3 separate regions of the Homo sapiens genome follow, and regions 2 and 3 are each linked to region 1. The links are chromatin loops, found by intact Hi-C in ENCODE. Cell type or tissue: gastrocnemius medialis. All regions are shown on one strand. Region 1 has its middle 19 kb from the start of DGLUCY. Region 2 overlaps DGLUCY (D-glutamate cyclase). Region 3 overlaps DGLUCY (D-glutamate cyclase).

The links. Peaks named below come from ENCODE experiments on the same cell type or tissue, not always from the same donor. Only the 100,000 strongest peaks of a DNase experiment are listed, where the experiment ranks them.
Region 2: it touches region 1 in a loop (6-fold over the local background); 4 of 110 quality-filtered maps call a loop at or near these places.
Region 3: it touches region 1 in a loop (2.3-fold over the local background); 4 of 110 quality-filtered maps call a loop at or near these places.

What each region holds. Positions count from the first base shown.
Region 1 is chr14:91,094,123-91,096,622 of GRCh38, reverse strand. It overlaps a transcript of DGLUCY not described here. Among named protein-coding and RNA genes, the nearest start is that of DGLUCY, 19 kb to the left of the region's middle. In gastrocnemius medialis, no CTCF peak of the experiment used is centred here; DNase peaks (open chromatin) are centred at 753, 1,212, 1,662, 2,342 and 1 weaker place; H3K27ac peaks cover 1,988 bases.
Region 2 is chr14:91,154,772-91,157,271 of GRCh38, reverse strand. All of the region lies in intron 1 of DGLUCY (D-glutamate cyclase), which reads right to left. Among named protein-coding and RNA genes, the nearest start is that of SNORA11B, 30 kb to the right of the region's middle. RefSeq lists a silencer at 653-947. In gastrocnemius medialis, CTCF peaks have their summits at 1,144 and 1,359 (motif pointing left); no DNase peak of the experiment used is centred here; H3K27ac peaks cover 2,381 bases.
Region 3 is chr14:91,148,282-91,150,781 of GRCh38, reverse strand. All of the region lies in intron 1 of DGLUCY (D-glutamate cyclase), which reads right to left. Among named protein-coding and RNA genes, the nearest start is that of SNORA11B, 23 kb to the right of the region's middle. In gastrocnemius medialis, no CTCF peak of the experiment used is centred here; a DNase peak (open chromatin) is centred at 1,071; H3K27ac peaks cover 2,500 bases.

The DNA.
Region 1 (2,500 bases):
AGGGCAGACAAGCCTCTCTGGAGAACTGTGCTGTGGTCAGTCCCCAGGCAATTTCAAGAAAAGTCACAACCTGTATAGCTGTACAAACTCCTCCATCCGTTACTGACTTGGCCCCAGGAGGAGTCACCAGTGAGAGGGTCGCACTCCCCAATTTTCAATAATGCATCTCCCTGCTGGTTCTTCCTTCCCACCCCCGGCCCTGAGATGGAGTCTCGCTCTGTCACCCAGGCTGGAGTGCAGTGGCACAATCTTGGCTCACTGCAACCTCCGCCTCCCAGCTTCAAGCAATCAAGCGATTCTCCTGCCTCAGCCTCCCAAGTAGCTGGGATTATAGGTGCGCATCACCACACCTGGCTAATTTTTGTATTTTTAGTAGAAACGGGGTTTTGCCATGTTGGCCAGGTTGGTCTCGAACTCCTGACCTCAGGTGATCTGCCTGCCTCAGCCTCCCAAAGTGCCACCGCGCCCAGCCTCCCTACTGGTTCAATTGGCCACTTGTGCAATACAAAGTGAGGAGATGACAAAGACCCCCACCTATCTCAAAACATTCCCACTACCAAATACTAGCATCTGAAATCCTTGTCATTCCTTTGAGTTATACCATTATCCCCAGAGGCCATGAGTGAAATTCTTGTTATAGGGGATTGGAAGTGGGTGGAAGGGCACTAGCACCTGGCTCAGGTCAGCAAGACTTTACCTTGGAAAGCAGGGGCTGGACTCTGCATGCGGTGGGACACTGAAGATGTGAGCTTTGGATTGAGGCAGTGATGGTCTAGATGACAAAGATATAGAAGATGTGTTTTGGGGAAAGGTGGGCCCAGACGGAAAGCTGGGGAGGGAGGGGTGGGCCAACGGAGAGTACCACTGAAGAGGTGTATAAAGGAGAGCTGCCATTTTTCTCCCCCCATTTGCAGAGTCTTCTTCCACTCCATCTTTCTCTCTTCCCATCCCACACTATAAATAATTGCAAGTCTTTGTTCTTTGCCTTGGGAATAGCTTCTCCAGCTGTTGCCACATTTCTGAACCGAATAAAGCATCTCTTTTGAAATCCACAAAAGAAACAGATTGAACTATGGTGTATTCTTTTTAAGAGGCTTGACTCTACCAGGAAAAAAAAGCTCCCTTACCAAAGAAAGAACATGGAGTGCACGTCATAGCCACTTGCCTTCACGTGTAAAGATGCGGTGACAAGCACCCTTATTCTTAGCCACTGGCCTTGTGGCAGGAAGCGAGCCAGGCAAGGACAGGGCACAGGCAGAGTGGCAGCCTCTGCCGACCCTGAGAACCAGCCTCCTCCTCCCTCCTGGTGCCCCTAGGAATCAGCATATCCCAACCATGACTCCTAGAAGTTCTTCAGGAACAGGTGGACTAATTTCTCAGCAATAGTCACTGTTTTTGTGATATGAAGGAAAGCGGTTCTAGAAGGCAGGACCGCCGAGGATGGACATCTGCTCTGCTGCTGCTAAGAAGAAAAGCAAGTGGGCACATGGTCTGCTTTCAGGGGCAAATGAACTGGGGGGGCAGGGGGAATTTCTCATGGGTGCTGTCTCATGACCAGAGGAGACGGCTAGAGTTTTGTGTGGCTAGGAGAGGTGACCAGCTGCTGGAGGGCAGCTGCTGCTTTAGATCACCCATGCCTGGACCCAGAGCGAGCAGGTTCCATTCATCACAGCTTGTGTTGGATCCTTTTACAAAGTGGTATATCCTTAATATAGATGTCCACAGGCTGATGACAGCCCTGTCTCATGAGATCATGGCTTGAGTTCTCACTCGAGGCCTGAAGACTTTTTTTTTTTTTTGAGAGAGAGTTTTGCTCTTGTCACCCAGGCTAGGGTGCAATGGCGAGATCTTGGCTCACTGCAACCTCTACTTCCCAGGTTCAAGTGATTCTCCTGCCTCAGCCTCCCGAGTAGCTGGGATTACAGGTGCCCATCACCACACCCAGCTAATTTCTGTATTTTTAGTAGAGATGGGGTTTCACCATGTTGGCCAGACTGGTCTCGAACTCCTGACCTCAGCCTCCCAAAGTGCTGGGATTATAGGAGTGAGCCATTGCGCCTGACCCAGGCCTGAAGACATTCTGAAGCACTCCCACCCATGTCTACAGGCTCCCAGCTTCTGTCTGCATGGTCACCTCTGCCTCTGGGATCCTGTTTCCACATGGGCTGTAGTTGCTTTTTTTTTTTTGGGGACAGAGTCTCGCTCGGTCGCCCAGGCTAGAGTGCAGTGGCATGATCTTGGCTCACTGCAACCTCCACCTCCCGGGTTCAAGCGATTATCCTGCCTCAGCCTCCTGAGTAGCTGGGATTACAGGCACCTGCCACCGCACCCGGCTAATTTTTCTATTTTTAGTAGAGACAGGGTTTCACCATATTGGCTAGGCTGGTCTCGAACTCCTGACCTCATGATTCACCCACCTCAGCCTCCCAAAGTGCTGGGATTATAGGCGTGAGCTACCGTGCCCAGCCTGTAGTTGCTCTTTTTGACTTTTGTTGTAAAT
Region 2 (2,500 bases), 61 kb before region 1:
TCCACCCATTCATTCATCCATCCATCCATCCATCCATCCACCCATCCATCCATCCACCCATTCATTCATCCATCCATCTATCCACCCATCCATCCATCTATCCATCCACCCATTCATCCATCCATCCATCCATCCATCCATCCATCCATCCACCCATCCATCCATCCATCCACCCATTCATCCATCCATCCATCCATCCATCCATCCACCCACTCACCCATTCATTCATCCATCTATCCATTCACCCAGCCATTCATCCATTCACCCACCCACCCATTTTGTGGTGTTAGGAATCACATCCTCAGTATATTTTAAAAATAACAGGGACCTTCCCACTATCCCCAACAAGGTGATTTTAGGGCCAGAGCCTCTTCAGCCCATATGCTTTTAGGGACTGAATCCTGAACTTCTCAGACTTTCTATCAGGGCACTGGGGAACCCACTGCTGCATGGCCCAGGTATCTTGTTTTCCGGAGTGGTCTTCCTCTAGAAGTGAGGTGAGATGAGATCCAATCAGTGAGCCCTGGCTAGAATCCAAAAAGCTACCTTTCTGCTCTGAGCTCTCTCTTTTCTCTTTAGAGAACAAACTATCAAACCCAGAAACATCATTCCCTAACATCAAATATATCAGAGAGGAGCCCCACAGACAGTCAACCCCTAGCCAGATCTGACAAGCCCCAAACTTCAGTGTAAAAATATCTCATGTATGCTTGTCACAGATTTCTGAAATTCCACCTTTAGAAAGTAATTTCTCTGTTTACCCAAGCAATCCAATCCTAGGACTGTATCCTACAGATGTGCTCAAACAGTGACTGAGTACACAGCAGCACTGTTTGTAAAAGAAATGATTTAGAAACAGGCCGGGCACAGTGGCTCATGGCTGTAATCCCGGCACTTCGGGAGGCCAAGGTGGGAGGATCGCTGGACCCCAGCAGTTTGAGACCAGCCTAGGCAACATGACAAAACCCTATCTCTACAAAAAATACAAAAATTAGCCAGGTGTGGTGGTGCATGCCTGTAATCCCAGCTACCCGGGAGGCTGAGGCAGGAGAATCACTTGAACCTGGGAGGCGGAGGTTGCAGTGAGCCGAGATCACGCTACTGCACTCCAGTCTGGGCAACAGAGCGAGACTCCATCTCAAAAAAAAAAAAAAAGAATGAGGCTACCCTACACACCTTATCTGAAATAATCTCCCAATGATGCAAAATTAACAAGGCAAGGTGGAGAATTCTCTATTAACCGACATGCCCATGTTCTGTTCACATCCACATAGACATCTGTGGAAGGATGGAGAAGAGCTTGGTATCAGTGGTGCCCTCAGAGGGGAAAGTGGGAGACTGGGGCCTGAGCAGGAGTGGCTGTCGCACTACATTTTATGTGAATGGCGCCCTCTGGAGTTGTGCCTTGGGGTGGCCCTGATGGAAGAGAGGCTTTCTGCTCTTTTGTCTTTTCTGTCCTTTTTTTTTTTTTTTTGGAAACAGGGTCTTGCTCTCTTGCCCAGGCTAGAGTGCAGTGGTACAATCACAATTCACTGCAGCCTCAAACCTCCTGGGCTCAAGCAATCCTCCCACCTCAGTCCCCTGAGTAGCTGGGACTACAGGTGAGCACCACCACGCCCATCTAATTTTTAAATTTTTCTTTTTGTAGAGACGGGGCTGGTCTTAAACTCCTGGGCTCAAATGATCAGTCAGCCTTGGCCTCTCAAAGTGCCAGGATTATAGGAGTGAGCCGCCGTGCAAGGCCAAAGCCACCACGCCTGGCCATCAGTCAACTCTCTAGCCTATAAAAACACGTTTATCTCTTTGGAGATTCCAAGGATTTTAGAAGTTGTATGCCAGGAAACCAGAGGAAGACCAAATACATATCTCATAATATCACAGTACCTCACTGAGTGGTGGTAAGGGTTAAAGTTGTAAACTCATGTAAGGCTCTCAGGACACTTCTGGCCGGTTCACAGTTAGCGCTGTGGAAGTGTTACCCATGTTTATTACTCTGGGCCCCGTGCCAAAAACACAGTGGTGAATAAGACAGTCACAGCCCACACTCACAGGGGTTTACCGTCCCAGGAGACAGACATTAAACGCATAATTACCATCTACCATCGTGTCTGTCTTCCAGGAAAAGATAGAAAAGTAAATAGTTAACTATAACACCATGTGCTTAGCGCTCCGGGGCCTGTGGACTCAGGGTGGAGGAGAAGGGGCTGAGTCTAAAAGGAGAGTAGGGGTCAGACTAGAAGCAGGCTGGGGAGGGAGAAGGCCCTCTAGGCCCAGGGGCCAGCAGGAGCAAGGCAGGGAGGTACTGGGGGGACCAGCTGTCCGTGCTGCAGAGCCTGACACAAGGCAGGAGGTGGCGGGAGCTGGGTCTGGAAAGGAAAGCAGCGGCTGGCTCATGGGGACCCACCTGTCATGTGAAGAAATTTGGATTTATCCCGGAGCCTCAGGAAATCACAGAAGGTACTGAGCAGTGAGTGATTTGTGAAACTTGCCTTTTAGGAAG
Region 3 (2,500 bases), 54 kb before region 1:
TTTTAAATTAAAATGTTAAAAATCAAGTTGTGATTGTTAAAAAACATTCGGATTAAGGCCAGGTGTGGTGGCTCATGCCTGGAATCTCAGCACTTTGGGACGCTGAGGCGGTAGGATCCCTTGAGTCCAGGAGTGCGAGACCCCCATCTCTACAAAAAACAAAAACTAAAAAAATTAGCTGGCATGGTGGCGTGCACCTGTAATCCCAGCTACTCAGGAGGCTGAGGCAGGAGGATTGCTTGAGCCCAGGAGGTCAAGACTGCTGTGAGCCACGATTGCACCACTGCACTCCAGCCTGGGGGACAGTGAGACATTCTCTCAAAAAAAAAGAAACATTCACATTAAATGTTTAGTTTCAAATTGTTGGTGTGAAAAGCAACAATTTTTCAATGTGTTGCTGAAAAGCACCACACCAGACTCAGTGTGTGTCTTGAATATCAAATATTCTAGCCCCGGGGCCCCTGTTCCAGCTCCACAGGAAGGCGCTAATATTGGGAAAGGAAGGTTTTGTGTGGGTGCTTCACACAGGCCAAACTGGATTTTTTTTTTTTTTTTTTTTTTTTGAGATGGAGTCTCACTCTGTCACCCAGGCTGGAGTGCAGCGGCGCAATCTCCACTCACTGCAACTTCCACCTACTGGGTTCAAGCAATTCTCCTGCCACAGCCTCCTGAGTAGCTGGGACTACCGGTGCCTACCACCATGCCTGGCTAATTTTTGTATTTTTAGTAGAGGCAGGGTTTCACCATATTGGCCAGGCTGGTCTCAAACTCCTGACCTTGTGATACGCCCGCCTCGGCCACCCAAAGTGCTGGGATTACAGGTGTGAGCCACCGCACCCAGCCCAAACATAAGCTTTATGACTCTGAAAATTTGGGAATAACTCTGTCTGCCCAGCATGACTGTGAATGTCCATTCTTAGAGAGTTCTAGAATATTTGAGAACCTCATTCTTCAAAGTAAATCTGCTTTTAGTTACTTAGCCAAATAAAGCAACCCAACCAAGTGGCAAAAGTCCAAGGTATGACTGCTAAGGGCAAGAAAGGCCAACCCTTCTGTTTCACAGTTTGCTTGGCCTGTAAAACTAGAGCACACGTGTTTGCTTATTTAGTACAGAGTTTCTGCAACGGGTCCATCAGGCCAAATTCCTGTAACCACAAAATATGATGCACGAAATCTACATGCAGGTTGAGTGTATGATACTGCCAACAGTAAACGCTGAGTCATCGGTTCCATGGTTAGTCCTAATGATAAACTAGGCAGTTCCTTTAAGGATGTTTAGCTACTTCTGGCACTGCACAGCTCAACCAACGGCCTGACCCACAAGCCTACTTCAGGGTCACCATGAGCACCACTCCCTGGTTGGAGAGACTGGGGGCTCCACACATCTCCATCACTGGGAGAGAATTTGCCAGAGTGATAACGACCTAGAGACACCACCTGCATACACAGAAGACAGGCTGAACTAATAGCAAAGTATGCAAACTCTTTGGGCCTCAGTTTCTTTCTTTTCTTTTCTTTTCTTTTTTTTTTTTTTGAGATAGAGTTTCGCTCTTGTTGCCCAGGCTGGGGTGCAATGGCACCATCTCGGCTCACAGCAACCTCCGCCGCACGGGTTCAAGTGATTCTCCTGCCTCAGCCTCCCGAGTAGCTGGGATTACAGGCATGCGCCACCACGCCTGGCTAATTTTGTATTTTTAGTAGAGACGGGGTTTCTCCATGTTGGTCAGGCTGATCTCAAACTCCCCACCTCAGGTGATCCACCCGCCTCGGCCTCCCAAAGTGCTGAAATTACAGGTATGAGCCACCGCGCGTAGCCTTTACTTTTCTTTTTTTGAGACAGGGTCTCACTCTGTCGCCCAGGCTGGGGTGCAGTGGCACAATCACGGCTTACTGCAGCCTTGACCTCCTGGGATCAAGCGATCCTCCTACCTCAGCTTCCTCAGTAGCTGCTACTACAGGTACACTGCACCATGCCTGGCTAACTTCTGTATTTTTTTGGTAGAGACAAGGTTTCACTATCTTGTCCAAGGCTGGTCTTGAACTCTTGAGCTCAAGTGATCCTCCTGCCTTGGCCTCCCAAAGTGCTGGGGTTACAGGCATGAGCCACTGCGCCCAGCAAGGGCCTCAGTTTCTTCATGTCAAATGCCACACATGCAGGACAGACATTTTGTTAGCACCTTCTGGTTCTATCATTTTCGTAATCTGTAACTAAACAATAATTTATGAGTTAATGATGTTATTGAGTTTTAAGTTTTTGGTTGTTAAAATAAATTCCTAGCCAGGCACAGTGGCTCATGCCTATAATCCCAGCACTTTGAGAGGCCAAGGTGGGTGGATCGCTTGAGCTCAGGAGTTCGAGACCAGCCTGAGCAAAATGGTGAGACCCTGTCTTTACTAAAAATACAAAAAAATAGCCAGGCATGGTGGTACACACCTGTGGTCCCAGCTACTTGGGAGGCTGAGGTAGGAATATCGCTTGAGCCTTGGGGGTGGAGGTTGC